Linked DNA regions of Mus musculus: region 1 is linked to region 2. Evidence: chromatin loops called from intact Hi-C (ENCODE). Cell type or tissue: left cerebral cortex. All regions are shown on one strand. Links, peaks and the distances in the headings refer to the core of each region. The heading gives the core; the rest is flanking DNA.

Evidence for each region. A loop is a pair of places that touch in the nucleus more often than their neighbours do. Peaks named below come from ENCODE experiments on the same cell type or tissue, not always from the same donor. Only the 100,000 strongest peaks of a DNase experiment are listed, where the experiment ranks them.
Region 1: a loop joins it to region 2, with 9 times the contacts of the local background. A loop is called at or near these places in 3 of 42 quality-filtered maps.

The regions. Positions count from the first base shown.
Region 1 is chr10:98,903,835-98,913,792 of GRCm38, forward strand. No RefSeq gene overlaps it. Among named protein-coding and RNA genes, the nearest start is that of Atp2b1, 6.3 kb to the right of the region's middle. In left cerebral cortex, for the core only: no CTCF peak of the experiment used is centred there; a DNase peak (open chromatin) is centred at 3,471; H3K27ac peaks cover 1,622 bases.
Region 2 is chr10:98,800,022-98,809,979 of GRCm38, forward strand. It overlaps Gm40750 (a long non-coding RNA gene), which reads left to right and starts at 7,116. Exons shown (of 3, transcript XR_871989.2): 1 at 7,116-7,212; 2 at 7,816-7,909; 3 at 8,747-9,444. In left cerebral cortex, for the core only: no CTCF peak of the experiment used is centred there; DNase peaks (open chromatin) are centred at 2,136, 5,187, 6,997 and 7,972; H3K4me3 peaks cover 204 bases; H3K27ac peaks cover 2,177 bases.

The DNA.
Region 1 (9,958 bases), core at 834-8,833, 100 kb after region 2:
GTTTATTTGGCTTACACCTCCACATCACAGTCCATCATCAAAGGAAGTCAGGATAAGAACTCAAACAGGGCAGGAACCTAGAGGTAGGAGGTGACGCAGAAGCCATGAGTGCTGTTTACCTCTGGGCTCCTCATGCCTTGTTCAGCCTGCTTTCTTCTAAACCCCAGGACCACAAGCCTAGGGACAGCACTAACCATGATGGATTGAGTCCTCCCCATCAATCATTAATTAAGAAAATGCCCTACAGACTTGCCTACAGCCTGATCTTATGGAGGCCTTTTCTTAATTAAGGTTCCCTCCTCTGAGATGACTTTAGCTTGTGTCAAGTTGACAAAAACTGATCCAGCATGACTGACCCCGCAATAACTTGACAGCAAACACATCACCATTAGCCCGCAACCTTTCCTTTCTCATTCATTTCCCAAGATCCCACATTAAAAATATAAATAACTTTTTAACAGATCCGCCGTCTTTACAAATTCAAACACATTAAAAGTTCAGTCTCTTTAAAATAGCCAATCTCTTTTAAACTCCAGTATTATAAAATTCAAAGTGTCTCAATGTCAGGGTCCTGTAAAATAAAAAATAAATGGAATACTTTCTTAGTTCAAGAGGGAAGAACCAGGGCATAGTCACAATCAAATTAAAATAAAACCAAACTCCAAAAGTATAAATAACTCAATGTCTAATATCTGGGATTTACTCACGATCTTCTGGGCTCTTCCAAAGGCCTTGAGTTATGTCTCCAGCTCTGCCCTCTGCAGCACACACTTTGTCTTCTAGGCTCTGGCTAGCTCCACTCCATTGATGCTGCTGTTCTGTTGTGGTGATGAAACATTGTGTCCAAAAGCAAGTTGAGGAGGAAGAGTTTATTCAATTTACACTTCCATATTTCTGTTCATCATTGAAGGAAGTCAGAACAGGCACTCAAGCAGGGCAGGAACCTAGAGGCAGGAGCTGATGCAGAGGCCTTTGAAGAATGGATGTTCTTACTTGCTTCTTATGGCTTGCTCAGCTTGCTTTGTTCCAGAACTTAGGACCACCAGAGATCTACTGTCCACAATGGCTGGGCCCTTCTTGTCACCAATTTAAAAAATATTAGTTGTGTCAAGTTGACATAAACCTCTCCAGCACAATATTGTGTGTGTGTGTGTGTGTGTGTGTGTGTGTGTGTGTGTGTGTTATATGTATATATGCACACAGTCATTGCAGATAGAAAAAGAAGTTAATTTGAAGAGGCATTGTAATTGTTTTTCTATTTATAATAGTGACAGATAAGATTCCAAAAATCAGCATCTATTTGTGGGTATAAAAATTATGGAGAAGGTAGCTTAAAGTCATGTCAATTTAGCTAAACATTAGAGCTCTCATCTGTTGCCCAAGACCTCTTCAATAGAAGTATTCTGACTGAATGTCCAGTACCAGGCATGAATTACCTCGTGCAGAGTGAACCTCAGTCCAAGCAGAGAGTGACTGGTTACCTCCAAAGCTGCTATGCCAGTATAGTACCAGTGAGTATATTTCCTCTGGTAGGTTGGTATGCTAGTTCATACTGTTCACAGCTGGGAAGACAGCTGTTACCTTTTCTCCCCTAGCAGCTTGCTTAGCCCCATCTATTACTACGTAAACTAACCAACAAAGGGGAAATTCCTTGCCAGTGCACCTTAGATAGCTATCCGAGCTGTTTTCATGAGACTATGATTTGCAGTTGCTACATCTTTTCCAGTTTTTCTCATGTCTTCTCATTTTAAACATGCGTGCCTACTCAGTTATGGCCATAAGCACAACTGAAGTATCTTTGCTTGGAGGATGATGTGAACAGTTAATCCAAGGCCAGGTCCATCTTCCATGCCTATTCATCAACATCTGAACCAGGCTCTTTTACCTTCTGTGCCTGTCAACAATGAAACTGTAAGCTCACTGGAACCAAAGGTTTTCCCTTCCCATCACTCTCTGGGTATGTTAGGGAAGAGCTGGCTCAGTCTCTGCACTTCTTCTCTCTCTCTCTCTCTCTCTCTCTCTCTCTCTCTCTCTCTCTCTCTCTCTCTCTCTCTCATTTTCCAAAGACATAGCTCTTCGAGTGTTGAAGTCAAGGAGCACAAGTGAGGAGAAACCACCAAGTTTCTTTTCTTGGCAAGACTCCATTTGTAATCCCCTCTAGCTGACTGTGGATGCCTTCTGAGTGGCAGGCATCCAGACACTCATAAAGGTATATGTAGGAGTTTAGGGGAGGGCACAGCAAGGCTCTTGCTTCTTATCATGAGCTCTAAGCTTTCTAACAACCTCTTGTTCCTCCAGGCCCAGCTCCTTGCAATTTCCTGATAAGGATACCGCAAGCTGTCCATCAGAGGAACTAGCATCTATGACAAGTCACATTGAGGGCCTTTAGTTAACTCTTCTGTCACGTCTCTGTTCAGTCTGGCATCCTTCTTTATTTCTCTTTATTCTGTGAGGTACGGACCATGTAAACATCTAAGTAGTACAGGCAGAAACCTCCAGTGTCTGCGTATGAGTGATTCTCTTAGGAAGCCAACAGCACTTCACCCAAATATGGAATTCTAGGAGAGTTATGTCCTGGTGAACTCTCAAGAAAGCATCCTTTATCTCTCCACCTATGTTGTTGTCAATACAAAGTTAGCCATCGGGCTACTTGTTTCTTTTTTACCATTTTGAGTTGCTGCTTTGACTCTCCTGTCTTTGGTGTCACCTGGTTTCCTAGTGAAACTTTTCGGCTGGTTATCCTTAATGTCTTGCTTCATTGGTGCCTCTTTTTTTTCTCCCCAATTCTGGGCAGAAATCAAGCTTCCCTGATAATGCTTTTACCTGGTGTAAGTGAACTGGGAGGATCCAGTACCAGCCCACCATTGTGAGGCAGGGTTCTAACTTTACATGGTATTATATGTAACCCATGCAGAATGCTAACAAAACACCAGAGATTCAATATTTTATAAAAAAACAAAAACAAAAACAAAAAACAGAGGTTTATTTCTGCAGGAAGACCATGATCAAGGTAAGAGGACCTTGGCTTCTGGTGAAAGTCAATTCTTGTTCATAAACAGTGACATCTGCGTCCGGAGTTGGTAGAGAGAACAGAATAAGTCTACTCTATAAGTAAATTAGTTCTACTCATGAAAGTTCTTTAGAATTCTCACTACTTGATCAGTTTGAGGGATTAGAATTTGAACATATGAATTTTATGGGGACACAGCATTCAGACAGAACACACACACCCACTTTGCTGCTTCCATCATATCCTGCCACGTTATCAGTAAACTTCTGTGATTGTTTGCATCTGGCGTGTTTCCAGGTTTAATCGTTCCCTGGGCTAACATCTGTCTATGGCATGCCTGTTCCTCTGCCTTTGAGTTCTCCATCCCCAGACTTACAAATTTCCTGTGTCTTTCTACTCAGTTCCATATCAGTATTGGTTCCTACATTCTCAGTACCATTTATATGCACCGCCCACAAACATTTGAGGAGCAGAGTTACATAATGTAGGAGGAAATCTAATCCAGCAGATCCGAAGAGACTTCATATGTGAACTCTAAAAACTTCTTACCAAAAAAAATCCATCTGCTTATGAACAGAATTGGGGCCTCTTAACATTCATGTGTTGAAATCCTTAGCACTCACTGTGCCTGCCTGAAGAAGAGGCCTTTACACAAGTAATTAAAGTGGAGTGAGCCTGTAACAGTGAGTGCTAAGCTAACCTAGGGCCAATGTGGTTGTAAGGAGGAGAGAGATTCTCTTTCCACTCGCTTTACCCATAGTGGTGCGACGGGACGAAAAAGCACACCATGTTGAGAAGCCCCATGTAGAGAGGTCTCATGGGAAACTCACCAGAGGCTCTCGAACAGCAAGAAAATACATTTGTGTTGCTTTAATGATCCAGTCTGCAATATTTTGTTGGAAGTCAGAAAAAGACTCACACAATCTGACTATCAGGTCTATGTCCATTCTTGCTAGGAAGTTGTGCACCACATCCTTGACTCTCATGGGCTAAGGCCAAATGGGCGGGGGTTGGGGGGGATCTCAATTCTTAGTTCTGATAAAATGTCCTAAAACTCATATTGTTGTAAGATCACTCAAAATTTACCAGCCTTGGAAAATCTATACATGACTTATTTTTTAAACATCTTTTAATTCCACCAATCTACCCATCTCAGGTTGTAGTTTAACTTCCTGCTGGCTGATGGTAATAGTCAGTATGTGAGAATTGGCATTTGTGTGCCTGTATCTTCTTCCCCCTGAGCTACAGCCTATCTTCTTCCTTCTTGTCCTGTACATTCTAGATCCGACCTTCCTCCAGTTCCCCACAGGTATCAACATTCTTCTCCTGCTGCCTGTTACACCAAAGCCCACTGATCAACAAAGGGGCCTCCAGTGACCCTTTTTTTTTTTTTTTTTTTTTTTTTTTGATGACTGGTTGATTGCTTTCTTGCTACATCTCTATCTGAAAGAAGAAAAGTTAAAGATCCGGAAAGAGGTTTCCACACAGGTTAAGAATAAAATCAGGCTGTGTGCCTAAACTTAGGATTCATCATCAGAGAAATTATACTTCAATTGCTGTGTTCATTCATTTGAGCTTAGTGAATTGGTATTAACTTGGTACGAAATTCTGCTAGGCCCAACATATAGTAAGTGCTTAATAAAAGTATCTTTGTGTAAATGACTAGATGAACTATCACTTTAATACTAATGCCTTTTAAATAGAAGATTTCTTGTTTTCCTACCTTAGTGACTTCAGGTCAGGCTCAATAAATACTTTGTAAATAAAATAGCATTTACTTGGCATCAAGGGACTGAAGTCATGGAGTGGGCATACACTGTCATCATGATAGAACAATGCTAAAGAGCAAGGATTTACTATTAGAAATAGGCAAGATGAACATGAATAAACCCTCAACATGGTGGCATATGTATTTGCAATCCCAGCACTGGGAAGGAACTGACTGATCCCTGGGGTCTGATGGTCAGTCAATCTAGCCTCATGGGCATACTCTAGGCCAGTGAGAGAGCCTGTCTCAAAAAACCAAAGTGTATAGCCCTTTGAAGACAGACAACAGAGATTCTCCTCTAGCATCCACATTCAGGTATATGTGAAATCTCACACACATGCACACATACTCACGTACGCACACATGCATGCACACATGCACACACACAAAGAAAAGAACATTCCACACAAGAATCACCTAAAGGGACTGTCTACTCCAGAGAGATTCAATAAGAAATTCTGACCCAGAAATCTGCATTGCTCACCAAGGTAATTCTTTACTATGGCTCTTCTTGAAAGGACATGTACAAAGGAGACAAAAACAAGAACAGAATCAAAACCATTTTAAAAATTACATGGAAAATAAGCTAACAGAATCTTCCTGGTGATAGAGATGGTATCAGAGATGATGGTAGGGCAGAAAGAGATGGACCTGTATTCTGGATGTCCATGTTCAGCTGCTGCAACATATCACCATTTACCTCTCAACAACAACAACAACAACAACAACAACTACTACTACTACTTCTTCTTCTTCTTCTTCTTCTTCTTCTTCTTCTTCTTCTTCTTCTTCTTCTTCTTCTTCTTTTTCCTCTTCCTCTTCCTCTTCTTCTTCTTTAAAAAATATTTATTTTATTTAATTCATGTATATGTGTCTCTTCAGACACACCAGAAGGGGACATCAGACCCCATTTCAGATGGTTGTGAGCCACCATGTGGTTGCTGGGAATTGAACTCAGGACCTCTAGAAGAATAGTCAATGCTCTTTACCGCTGAGCCATCTCGCCAGCCCTATTCTAAACTTCTGAAGTGGGGCTACAACGTGCAGGATTTCCAAAGGCTCTTGTGCTGAAGGCTTGGTCCGACAACTGTACTCAAGGGTGACTAGATCGTGAACACTCTCAAGTCATCAGTGAATAAATCCATTAATGTGTCTGTAGATGACTGGGCTATAATAAAGTCAGGCCTACCCAGAGGGAGAAAGGCACCAGGGAAGCAGAGCATCTCTGAAGGCTGGATCTCGGTTCCTGGCCTGCCTTCTTCTCTCTTGTCTTCCTTCCACCCTATGCTACCTCTCCTCCAGCCACCAGGAAGCAAAGAGCTTTGCTCTAGCATAGACTTCCCACTAGGACGTCGTGCTTCAACATGGCTTAAAGCAGAGGTTCTCAACATATGGGTCATAACCCTTTTGAGGTCTCATATCAAAGCGCTTGCCTATCAGACACTTGCATTATGATTCACAATCAGCAAACTTCAGTTGCAAAGCAGCAACAAAATCATGTTATGGTTGGGCTTCACCACAGTCATAGGAAGGCTGAGAGCCACCGATAGAGCAATGGAGACCATGAACTGTGGGATGAAGGCAGGAGGGTAAATGGCTCTTCCTGTGTATTTCCCCCTTTGTGTTTTCCATAGACAGTTAACATAACCTGTATTCATAAAAGCCACTGTTAGTAGTCCACTTTTTTTGGCTAATGGTAGCCAAAATCATATCTCATCTAGAAAATCTAAGGTATTCTTTGCTGGAGAAGGCTTAGACTCTATCAGTGAAATGAAGTGGTGACCTGTAGTTAAATGTGCTGTGCTTTTTAAGAGAATCACAAATAGTGTCTTTCTCACAAGCAAGTCATTGTGTTCTATTTTTATCTGTCTGACTAAACAAATCAAATGTGCATTTTTGTAGTAACGTTTACTCTGGGATAAGATGTAAAGAATGAGTATTTCTGAATAAGGACATTGCTTGAGCATACACTATACACCAAATACTGTTTTCCAGATGAGGAGACAGTGGTAAACACCTGACACTGAGGAGAAAGATGAAAAGAAAAGTGGGACTTCAAAGTCAGCCTGGGCTACCTATAAATTGCAGGCTAGCCTCGGAACCAGAACCTTTCCAAAAACAAAGAAAACAACAGAAAAGCAAGAAATGAAAACTGCACTGAAACTTTATGTAACTCTTTCACCCAAGGTTTATAACCGTACGATGTATCACAGTTCATCATTAGTAATGTGAAAAGCAGTGAGTTCTAATTAAGGGGTGTGGGGGCTCTCAGAGACCATCAGCACATGCCTGAATAATAACAGCAAGGGAAATGATTGTAGTAAAATTAATTCTCAGGTACGATCTGAGAATTTTTACTGTATATGTCTTTTCTATTAAATTATGTGTGTCTTTTATGGTGCAAGAGAAATCAAAATGTCCCATGGGAAACCTTCCTCATCATTTAGGTATGGTCTGTTTGTTGGGCTTTAGAATGGGGGGGTCAATACTATATGCCTAAATTATACAGTATTTGGAGTGGAAAAAATGCCTTTTCCATAGAAGGTACAATGTATGTAGGCGGTCAGCAACTCCTGACAAATAGCACCCATTGTGTTTTTCAGATATAAAAATGTAATGTTATGTGATTCGAAGACTCTGTTTCAGGCTTATTTGTAATTTGCTCCATTTAACCCAGCAAATGGAATTGATTTGTTACTAATAGGTAACTTTTTTGTGTGGGTTTTCAGCTAAGTAATATTTAACTTATCTGTCTGTCTGTCTGTCTGTCTGTCTATCTATGCCCAGGCTAATGGAAATTTGAGTACATATATACTATGCTTTAGGAAGCATTTGATATCCCTCCACCTCCTCCCTCTCTCCACTCCTTAGCCCTCTTGTCTTATAATCAGGACTGACATATTCACATAGAAAAGTCTATTTTGGGTATGCATCTTGTTTTAAAAACATAGTACTCTTGGCATATTCATCTTGCTCCAATGCTTAACACATATGATGCTTTTAAAAATAATCTATTTTTATTTTATGTGCATTGGTATTTTGCCTGCTTATATGTCTGTATGAGGAGTTATAGTTAGTTGTGAGCTGCCAGGTGGGTGCTGGGAATTGAACCCCAGTCCACTGAGCTATCTCCCCAGCCACCCCCCCCACACACACACCCTGTTCTTTTAAAGGCAGGGTCTTCATATGTATTACAGACTGACCTGGAATTCTCTATCCTCCTGGTCTTTGCCTCCTGAGTGCTGGGATTATGGAAGTATGAAATCATGCTACACTGGGACCCTGAAGAGAATAAAGAGCCTAATGTTTCTCTTCACATTTAGTTACATTGAGGACTTTCTGCATGAGTTACACAGCTTGAACTAATCAATTGACCAGAGAGATGTCAATACAATTATACCATTATAAGGAAGGAAAGGACTGCACCTATGAAAATTGCCAAATATGTTATTGCCTCTTCAATATAACATCAAAAACAGTCACTTCTGTATCTGAAAACACATTTACAAAACTACCCTATTATTTAATAGAAAATTGTCTTGTGTTGCTTTTAATGTATACTACTATATCTCCAGATCAATTAATCCATGGGATAAATTAAGTCCAAGATGAAGATGATGCGCTCATATAATACACAGGGGCATTTCTGAGTTCAGGCAGCTCCATATTTTCTAAGGAAAAGTGCTGAAGGGTGAGCACTAGCCCAGGACCCCATGGACTTGCTGGACACCATGAGGCTTCAGTCTCATCTCTTGCACCAGAGGAAAATAAGAAACCCTAATTAAGCAACTCAGCAGTTTTACACCGAAAAGTATGTCATTTGGGGAGGTTTTAGGATGAAGCCCTGCAGGAGGGGGGAATTGAACTTCCTAAAGCTCAGCTGCTTCTATACTGGTTTCAGCTTTAATTTTGTATCTGAAGCATAAAAACACACAAATCAAATATACAGTACAATTACCCTGGCTATCTGAGAGCGAGTTTATCATATATGCAACTCACATGAAGTGCACACAACTATGTTCTGGGACATGCATGTTTTCACTTGTGGGTACATCTTTGGATACCAATAAAAATTTCACTGCAATCATGCTCTATAGTAAGGAGTTTCGGTGATTTTTCGTGAGCATATACTCTACAACATGCATCTTATGAGTTAGAATTACAGCAAACCCACAAAGTGAACAGATTCTAGTTTAGTCTATTATGGGTTTTGCTGGTGCAGCATGCAATGATTCACTTAATACTTTAATGTCAAATTCTTGATTAAAATAGAATGCATAATTCAATTTTCTATGGGGACTTCCTTGGAGAAAAGCGGGGAAGTAGCCAAGAGTTCATAAATGTGTCTGCGTTATTCTAAAAGATACTTCGGGGTGAGAAAATACTGGAAATTACCTAAATGAAATTTAATTAATTTGTTTTTCTAATTGTAGATTTGAAATAGTAGCAGGAAGGGCTATTTATTGTATCACATCAACCAATTCTCTGTGATAAACAGAGAGAGAGAAATACCCAGTGCCAGTTTTACATGTCAAGGGCACAGCTCAGAGGTTGGTAATGTCTACCCTGGTGGAAGATATAAATGGAAAAATTATTTTCAGCAGTTTTATCATGGAAAATTTGCTTTTAAACTCAAGTATTTTCTTTTCAAGCCTTTATATTATTTTAAAACAAATGCTACCCGACAGGGAACATACATAATGCAGTACTTGTCTTACCGGTGTGCTTTGGAGAAGACTATGAAACTACCAATTCTTCCAATTCAGGGTTGAAAAAAGCAAAACAAAACACTTACAGATCACTTTTTTTGATGTTTTTTTCTCAAGCTAAGTGATGCTGAAAATAACACGGATAAGGTCTAAATTGTTCGGGGGAAGGGGGAACCTTTAGTTCAAGCAGAGATTACAGAAAGATGGGACAGGATACACATCTTTAAATGTGTGGATACAGTCAAGAATATCCTTTTTTAAAGTAGAAGTAATCATGAGCGGTTTTCTTTTGAACTGGTTGGACCAGAGTCGGCTACCTTTTACCGTCTAAATACTGCACGGTACTCTGCATGATTTTTTTTTTTTTTCTTGTTCCTTTCTCCTCGGGAAAGATGAGGGCAGGATTTAAGTATTATGAATTAAAGACCCACTAGCTCGCCACAGGTAGGAAAAAAAAAAAAAAAAAAAAAA
Region 2 (9,958 bases), core at 1,417-9,416:
TGGTCCTGCCTTCCATTAGCTGGATGTGGACCTTGCCCACATCTGATGACTAGGAAACTAACCGACAGGATTATAAGATTCCCTTCCACAGGGCAACTTGTACACAAATAAAGTTGTCATTATCTTATAGGAGAAAATATTTCTCAGGAAATATTGGACTAATTTCTTTTTGTCATCAGTGAGCTACAAACAGTGCCTTAGGTTTGTGATATTCAGAAATTACTTTGGATTGGTGTCTGTTATTAACGAAGTTTGTTTTAAAAAAGAGAATGAAGCCTCCATCCCTGCCTTGTGACCCTGTCTTATCTGTTATCGAGACAATGTTACCAGTTAGATCCTCTGCTGTTGGGTGAATTAAGTTTAAGAGTAGATAAAATAAAGGTCGAGTTACAGTATGTAAACTGATCTGGAAGAAAAATGAACAGGTGGTTCATCTACCATGACACAGAGCACAGCTCTTTGTGCTCCTTGTTCTTGGCCCTAGAAACCATATGTAACTCAAAGTCAGCAGGAATGTATGACCTTTGAATTTGTCCCCACCCCCACACCCATGAAACCAGGGGTTGAAAGCAACTAAGTATCAGAACTCCATGAAATTACTTAAACCTCAGATTTTTGAAGTAAATAAAACAATTAGTCTTCAAAACTCTTTTAACTTTATTTTTCACTTCATCAAAGAAGAATAATTTACAATACCTTCTGTTTCACACACACACACACACACACACACACACTAATTTTTTTCTGTTAAAAAAATAGAATTTTTTAATTTAAAAAAAATCTTCATTTTTGCAGGCTTGTTTCCCTGTGAGAATTTCATGCTATTCAAGCTTCTGCATTTCTTTGTAATGTTGGTTAAAGTGTTTCTGTTGAACAGTTATTTATTTAGCAGCATTTGCCACAGCCACAGAGCAGGTGAGCTTAACCCTTTTCAACAAGGAAGCTATTGTTGCAGCCCTTTGCAATCTAGCGAATAACTCATGCTCCTTGACTCCCATTTCGGATCCACTTTCAAAAAAGTGGAAGTCGGACCCTTCAGAAAGACTCGCCATTATCTTTGTACTGAAATAAAAGGCAGCTGCAGAAACGCACCAGCCTCTCCCCTCACCCCTCATCAAGATGAAGACAAAAGACCATAAAGATTGATGTCACCTGCAGCCACTCCATTTTCCTCAGATGGAAAAACACAGAGTAGCTCCAAATGAGATTTGTAACAGAGCAGCACGTCACAAAGAGAACGTGGAAGATCTCTTTGGAAATGGCATTTGCTTAAATCGATGAGGCTTCACTAAAGAAAAGAGCAATTCAGGAAAACCAGAGTTAATGTCGTGCTTTTAAATATGAGAGAGAGCTTCACGTGTAGCCATCTGAGAGCTACTTAGGTTTTCTAGCAGCACGTTGGTCTCTTTACCTAAAGGTTCTGTTAACCTCGGTTTACTGCATAGTTATAAGTTAGAGTTGTTCTGTGTGAAGTTAGGAGAATCAGATATGTTTATAATGAAGAACATGCACTAGATTAGCAGTTTGAGGACAGCCTGGGCTACATAGGGAGCCCCTGTGAAACGAGAAAAGGAGGGAAATAGGGAGGGAAGAGAGTTAGGGGAGGAGCAAAGGATAGGGTAGGATGGGGAGGAGAAGGGGCAGATGGGCAGGAGGGAAGACAGGAAGGAAAAGGGAGGGAAGAGGAGAGAGAGAAAGAAGAAAAGGAAGACTTGAGAGAAGGAAGGATAGAGGTAAGGAGAGGAGAAGAGGGTAAGGCAGGTCAAAAGGGAGGAGAGGATTAAACTAAGAAAGGAGGGTTTTAAATATAGAAGGAAAAGCTACTTTCATCCAAGACCACTTGACCCAAGGTCAAGGGGTTGGAGCTAGCGGTCTCAAATCTCTCACTGCTTTCAAAACATAAACTGTAATATCATTCTTATGAAGTCTTGTGGTGGCGGTGGGGAGTCACCTTCCCTTCTTGCTTCCCAGCTAACTCAACTTTATTACTTTCTATAGTCAGGCCCATAACTCATAACATGTTTTATCATTACTTTTTTTCCCTTATTTTTGTCTTTCTCTCCTCTAGCCAATTTTATTAAGAATATGCTTACTCAGAATTGTCGTCACACAGAGACACCCACAGACCTGGCTAGCCAACTGGTGCGGCTACACCGCACAGCTGCAGGCAGCGTTACCATTGGCTTGGATTTCACATCCCGCAAACGGCAATCAGTGCAGGTCTTTCTTGTCCTGTTTAAGGAGTGCAAAGCTTCCCCCACTGACAAGTGAATAAACTGAGCTCATACTCATATTAGCACATTATTACTCATGGGAATAGACCTCTGGGATCTGAAACTATAGGAATGACCTTAAATGACCTACAGTTTCAGTTATCTGCGATAATCTTTTGAAGTGTTAGCCATATGGAATGTGCACTGTTTGGATTGGACAAACAGTGCTACTGTTTTATCAAATTATCTTGTATTCGTATGACCAATGGCAGAGAGACGGTAAACTTCAGTGTCTACTGGTATACTTCAGTTACATTCACCATCAATTATTCCAGTCTTCATTAATTAGTTATATGAGACACAAACATGTGTTCTTCAAGGAGGTGGCCTCATTACAATTAGGTAAGTATGGCTTCGTAGCGATCTAGTAGGCATATTATATAACTCGCACCGAGGAAAACATGCACCAGCTTAATTCTTCATTATGATTTCAGTAGTCTGTTAAGAGGGGCATCTTACTGGGAGAAGAAGTTGTATTCGGACAAAATAGATCCAGTTTTTGGAAGAAGAAAGAAAGAGAGGGGGAAGGGAGGGAGTTAGGGAGGGAGGGAGGGAGGGAGGGGGAGGGAAGGAAGGAAGGAAGGAAGGAAGGAAGGAAGGAAGGAAGGAGGGAAGGAAGGAAAAAAAGAAGGAAAGAAGGAAATAATTCTAAGAGAAAGTATAGAAGAATATCAGATCCACTGGTTTTTTGGGGTTTTTTGTTTTGTTTTGTTTTGTTTTGTTTTTCATTTGATTTCATGTCCTGGTTATAGATTTAACTAATACAGCCTTAAACACAATAGTATATAATCTTTACTCATCTCAGTGACAGCTTGGAGTCTTTGCCTTTCTTCTCTATATTCAATATACTCTGGACTTAGGTAAATAAGTTTTTAATTTGTCAAAGCCAGTTATTACTTTTTAACCCACCTTCTGTCTTGTATCACGTTTACTATTTCATACTAGAATTATTGCTCTTATATGTTTTTTGGTTTTGGTTTTTTGTTTGTTTGTTTGTTTGTTTTTTGTTTTTGTTCTTTTGTTTTTTCGAGACAGGGTTTCTCTGTATAGCCCTGGCTGTCCTGGAGCTCACTTTGTAGACCAGGCTGGCCTCGAACTCAGAAATCCGCCTGCCTCTGCCTCCCGAGTGCTGGGATTAAAGGCGTGCTCTTATATGTTAACTCAGCTAAAATAATGGGCAGTGGATGTCTTAAAAGTGGAGTTACATGTGAGGAAATAACACTTTTACAGATATTTCTCAAATTATTTGGAACCTTCCCTCGACCACTTGTGTTTAGAATCCTCCCTCTATCAAAACTCACATTGTACCTGCTGCATATTGGGAGCCAGCATCCTCTTGCAACCACAAGAAAGAAGCCTTATCTGGGAGGCTGGCTGGGGAAGGATCTAGCCTCCGTGACTTATGATATGGCTCCCCTAAATTGTTTTCTACATCGACCATGGCATATGCTGAAGGCTAAAGCTGATGGCTGGCTCAAATGAGATGCAGTTCTCAGGTTGCTTAACCAAAACCCTGCTTAGAAACACTTTTTTTCTGGAAGTCAAAAATCCCACTTTGAAATTCTCAGCAACTCTCGAAACCTGGAAGATTTAAAATGTTACTTTTTTTGTTGTTTTCCTGGAAGACCCATTCAAGTGCTTCTTTCTCCTTTCATTTCCTCCAATGAACCAAAAGATAAAATGGCTCACTTGAAATTCATGAGCATTTTTATATACGTTCCTCAGAAAAACTTCATTCTAAGCATTCTCAATGCAGTGTAAGTATTTTTATTTTTAAGATTTAAGAACCAAAGACACATGAGGGGGGTATGTATTGTTATGTCAGATAATTCTTGTAAAAATAATCCCTGGAATCCTCTTATAAAATAGGAACAAGATCTAAATATTTTAGCAGGACTTATGGCTCCAGCGAGTCCTATATTTGCCCTTGCATTTCTCTCCCATGTCTTCCCCCCACCCCCCAGTTCCCTGTATCTCTAGGCTCTGCAATTGTATTTCACACTCCTCTTGGAATTGTCTCTTCCTGGAAGGCTCACCTTTCCTCCTTTGAATGGCTGTTTACCCTTTGACTTATCTTCAGCCTATTAAATATCATTTGCCTCCAGTTTATTCAAAGTGAGAACTCTCCTTGCTTGTCTTTAATTTGACATCTTGTCCCTGACTTTCTTAACACATAATTTACAATTTTCTATTTCCCAGGAGCCTATCATAGGATCTCACACTCCAAGAAAAAATGAATCAAAACTAACTATAATGTTGGACCTTGGTAAGTTCTTGATAAACATTTATTTAGTCAATGAACTCGAAGCCACAAGGAAGTCATAAAAGAAAATTATTTTATTTCTTTATACTGGTGCACCATTACTTCAATTCAAATATTAAATGCTAGAAAGTGGCTTCCTTTACATCCATAAAAATTAAGGTCTTCCAACACAATTTATTTTTAAAAAATTAGGTTGTAATGTTTAAGGGAGTTTTAGTGAGCTTGGGTTTCTCAGACTGACATATGAGGATGCCAAATTGTTCTCTTCAGCCTTTAAGGTGGTAGGCCCACCTTCCATGATGACATTCAAGTCTTAAAAGCAACAACTTGCGCCAAGACCTGTCCCCTAGAGAGACTAGTCATTGCACAGAGATTTGATGGGGCAGCTGCTGGCACTTGCCTGCACACAGTTGCCTGCGTCTACTGAGAAAGGAGAGTAAGACAGAAAACTAGGAGGGCGCCACAGAACATGTCAAGGATTCAGGTCCCATGGAAACACTGGGAAGGCATGATAGTGATTTGAACAGGGGAAAGATGTAAGAAAAGATGGACAGGCCAGAAGTAGCCTGTGCATCCTTCCTGCATTGGTAACACAAAGATGTCATTATAAGATGTGCTTTGAGTTGGGTTTCACAGCCCACTCCAGGGGCTGGGGATGGACTCAGGAAAATGATAGTTCCTGTTAGTAGTTTCTGCCTAAGCTGCATCCTGTACTGCTTTCAGTTCTGTCTTTTATGGAGGACATAAGTTTTGAGTATCTTCCAAAGCAACACAAGTAAAAATAAATCAAGAAAGATTCTGTTTTACACTCCACTTCCCTCCATGTCCTTAGCCAGGAAGAAAGCCAGCATGGGTCTATATCTTTCCAAGTTGTTCCTCTGTGAAGCACCATTGAACTCCCAATGGTTTTCTGTAAGGGATAGCTCCACATGAAATAAACATGGGAACAAAGGAAAGACTCAGAGAATTTTGTGCTACTAGCTGATAAGAAACATGATAGATGATGAAGATAGATAGATAGATGATAGATAGATAGATAGATAGATAGATAGATAGATAGATAGATGGATGATGGATGATAGATAATCATCCACCTATAGAGAGATATAGATATAGGAATGTATCTATACCTATCTATAGATAGGTGATTATGATGATGATGATGACAATGATGATGAAGATAGATAGATAGATAGATAGATAGATAGATAGATAGACAGATGATAGATAGATAGATAGATAGATAGACAGACAGACAGACAGATAGATGATAGATAGATAGATAGATAGATAGATAGATAGAGGACAGACAGGTAGATAGATGATCATCCATGTATAGATAAATGATCATCCATGTATAGATGCTGGAAAATAGATAGATGATAGATACATGATAGATGATAGATAGATTATCATCCATCTATAGATAAATAGTTATAGATATAGGAAGAAATCTATATCTATCTATAGATAGATTATGATAGATAGATAGATAGATAGATAGATAGATAGATAGATAGATAGATGGTAAATAATACATGATAGATAAATTATAGATTATAAATATACATATTTGTATAACATTTAATAATAATTGTGCTACTGATTACATGTATTTGTAAAAAATGGCAGTGCAAATTTAATGACATCAGAAAGCTTATAGAGTTTTCTAAAAGTTTTTTTTGATAATATTTTTTTCTTTTTCTTTTTCTTTTGTTTTTTTTTTTGTTTTTTGTTTGTTTGTTTGTTTTTTGTTGTTTTTTTTTTTTTGAGACAGGGTTTCTCTGTATAGCCCTGGCTGTCCTGGAACTTACTCTGTAGACCAGGCTGGCCTCAAACTCAGAAATTCGCCTGCCTCTGCCTCCCCGGTGCTGGGATTAAAGGCGTGCACCACCACATTCACTAAATCATAAATCTGTTTATTTCCTCTATGGAAAAGATGGTTACCTGGTGTTCTGGCTTTTTTTTTTAATAGTTTAAGTATTAAAAAACTTCTTTGTGACTGAGCATCAGCTTGAATCAGGTTTACTCATTTATCAAAATAATATCACAGTAATTTGACAGCATAAACCCAGCATGCGCAAGCAGAGAAGTACATTGTTCTTTAGGGATCGCAGGCAGCTTTGCAGTGACTAGGCATTTCCTGTCTATTTTTTTTCCCCTAAAATACATTCCTGCGACTTTCATAAGATCTGAATTAAAAGTCAATGCTTCTCAGAACTCCACGAACCAACTGCAGATGCTGATATGCCGATAGCCACTGATCTGAGGGGAACAGAGTTCACATGCCAAAACCCGGTTGCCTTTTGGTATATTTTTACATCTGGACTCCAAGTCAAACATCCTATCCCTAAACCTCAGCCCCTCGCGCTCAATCACTCGGAAGTGGAGGGGCGTGAAATGGAAATAGAGGGAAGCAGAAGTTTGAAGGAGCAGGCCTGGCACCATCTGGGCTATGTAGGAGGACCGGAGTGGGAGAAGGAACATGATGGCATATGCTCCGAAAGTACAGAGTGTAAAGAAGGGGTAGCACCCTTGTTTTGCAGACTGGTTACTACATTTATGTTGCAGAAGGTTCAGGAGACAGAGATCCTCAGATTTCAGTTCAGCTGCAAAGTCACATTCTACAGCATCGGAGAGCGGAGGGATCATCGCAAGTGTATCACAGTCTGATAGGTATACATAACTGGCCACGGGTGGGATCTCTCGCTGCTGGGTATGAGTTTGCAGGGAGGAGCCATGTTTAAAATGCCTCCTGCATCCCACACACACACACAGACACGCACCACGGGGCACACGAGAGTGGCAGAAGCGCTGTACGCGGGGAACATCTGGGTTTAATTACAATCTGTGTTTCTGGGAGAAAGTCAACCTCTCAGCCTAACTCCTCCTTCTCCTCTGCAAAAAAAGGTGGGGGGGGGGGGGCAGGTGGGGAAGGTTATGCCAATCTGACCTTCTCTTAAGGAATCTTGAGAATGAAGTAAACTAATACGTGCACCCATGCAATGTGAACTGTGCACCGCTCCGCCCTGGAAGGTGATGGTGTTGTACCTGGGATTGAAGAGCCACAGGTACTTGACAAACTGGTTTCTCAGTGAGGATTGGTTTGTTATTTCTCTGTACAAGGATACCTTTGGATTTCTTCAATTTCTCAGCTCTATCAGCGTTTTGAACCAGGAACCTCCTCAATGAAAGCTGGGGTGGGGAGGCAGATCTTTCTTGAGCACTGCAGGATGTTCATAGATAAAGGCTCCCCTCTCTTCCCATTGGTTCCAATAGCAGCATCCTTGCTCCATTCCTGCAAATTAGAACCCAAAACGTCTCCTGACATGGTCGACTGTTGCCAATGGAGGCAGGTTCCCAATGAAGGCAGGTGAGCATGTACATAATTGATCAGCAATTGAAAAAAAAAACTGATTTAACATAGATTTAAGTATGAGTAATCTATTTTGGCAAAGCCATGTGAGTTCTGTCTTCTCCATCACTAAGTCATAGCATAGTAGGCACATAGGCTGCAGTGAGCACTCCACTAATCTGCTTACATGTATTACAAAGGGGTACAGTTAATGCATGGTTTCCGAATGAAGAAATTGATGCTCACAGGGTTGAAGGAACTTGCCCAGGTTCAAAGTGAAGTTCTGCATCCTGCTCTATAGCATTCCAGAGATGCACTTTACCGCTTCTCCTATGCATAAGAGCAGATTTGGCCAAATAGCTTGTGTCTGATGAGCATGCTTCATCCCTGTCAATGGGAACATAATTTGAGACACCAAGAGGATAAAGCATAACGCTATCAAGGATTGGAGATGCTTGGTATTTACATGAGCCGTAAACCTAAGTAAGGCATTAGAAAACCAGTCATGTGGGAATACATGCACGGTGTTCATTTAATGCTACAGAAGCTGGGTTTTGTGGATTATATTTTCTTAGTAAATGTTTATACGTTGTTGTTTCAATGTTAATAGAAAAGATGAAGCTGTGCAGAAAGCACAAATATGTTAAGATTAGGTTGATGGAGTATGTGATTGACGTATATGACTGCTTAAAGACTTTCTATCGATAAGCTCAGGACAAACACTATTGTTCACTAGATACCTGTGTGCTGGTTACTTTTTGCCAGGTACCTAACTAACACAAAGGTAATGCCAAGTTACTCAATGTTGAATCTAGGCTCTTCCAAATACTCAGACTGCTTTTATTGTCCTTTCAGGACTCAAACAATGGAGACGAGGAAAAGCTGACTAATATGTGTTAAGTCACAGAATTCAGGGCAAAGGAAAACTTTAATTACCGAGTAATGTATAACTCAGATCACCACCGGTGTCAATCATTAATGGCCATTGCAAGAGGAACCAGGGTAGCAAAGGGATTTAGTGTCGTAACTGATCCATCACTAGGGGGATGGCTCCTTCTCCACTGACAATGAACAAGATTGTTGAGTGCTAATTTACTACAAGAAAGTCTGATTTCACAGCCCTGGGACTTCTTTTCTCCTCCCCAAGGCCAATCGGAACCCTTAAGTTTTACAATGCATTGTATCGTCAGACAATAGTCTTGAATCATAACAATCCGGGGAATAGCTCTTTCTACTAATGCTAAGATCACACAGTGGTTCCCATAGGGGTCAGAAGACCAGCCTTTTCTCTGCGCTGAGATTTGTTGTGACAACTACATAAAGATCATGACTAGAGTGCTGCCGTCACCTTCCTTAGTGAGCAGCAAAGGATCCCGGTCCACCACACCACCATGTTTACGCTCTGATGAGACCCTGGATGGGAACACAGAGGACGCTCTGCAAGAGAGTGTGCATCTGAATCAGCCCACACCTCTAACGGGCAAGGGTCTGAATTCTGAAGCAAACAACGAGTAACTTGGGCTGCCTTCTGTTGCAAAGGACAGGAGCCTATCTCAATTTTGTTTAAGGCAAAATTAACAAGTTAGTGTTGTCTTTATCTGGAGAAAAAAAAAAAAAAACCTTTAGGCATGAGCAGAAACAAAGTACATTAAGATTCTGACGCCATCCCAAAGCAACAGATTTAAGTTACAATCAATTCGCTCCTTTATTGGATTGTTAAAGGTAGTAACACAAATCCAAGCTTACATCCTAACAAATAGGCAAGGCAGGTGTTATCTTCATCTTGTAAAAGCTGTTAAATGATGTGTTCTTAGCTAGTGAGCTACAAAAGTGATAACTGACGGACCCAGATGTTCGGAATCTCAAACGCGGTGCTGTTCCCCAATGTAACATATTTTGAGAAAAATAAAAAGCGTGGCATAACTTCTTTATCTCCAGCATCCTCAGCTAACAGTTGTGGATAGGGGAAAAGTTGGATTATTGGGGCATGCCTGTAAGGGCAGTGCTTCTCAACCTGTGAGTTTCAACCCCTTTGGCAAATGTCTATCTCCAAAGTTATTTTCATTA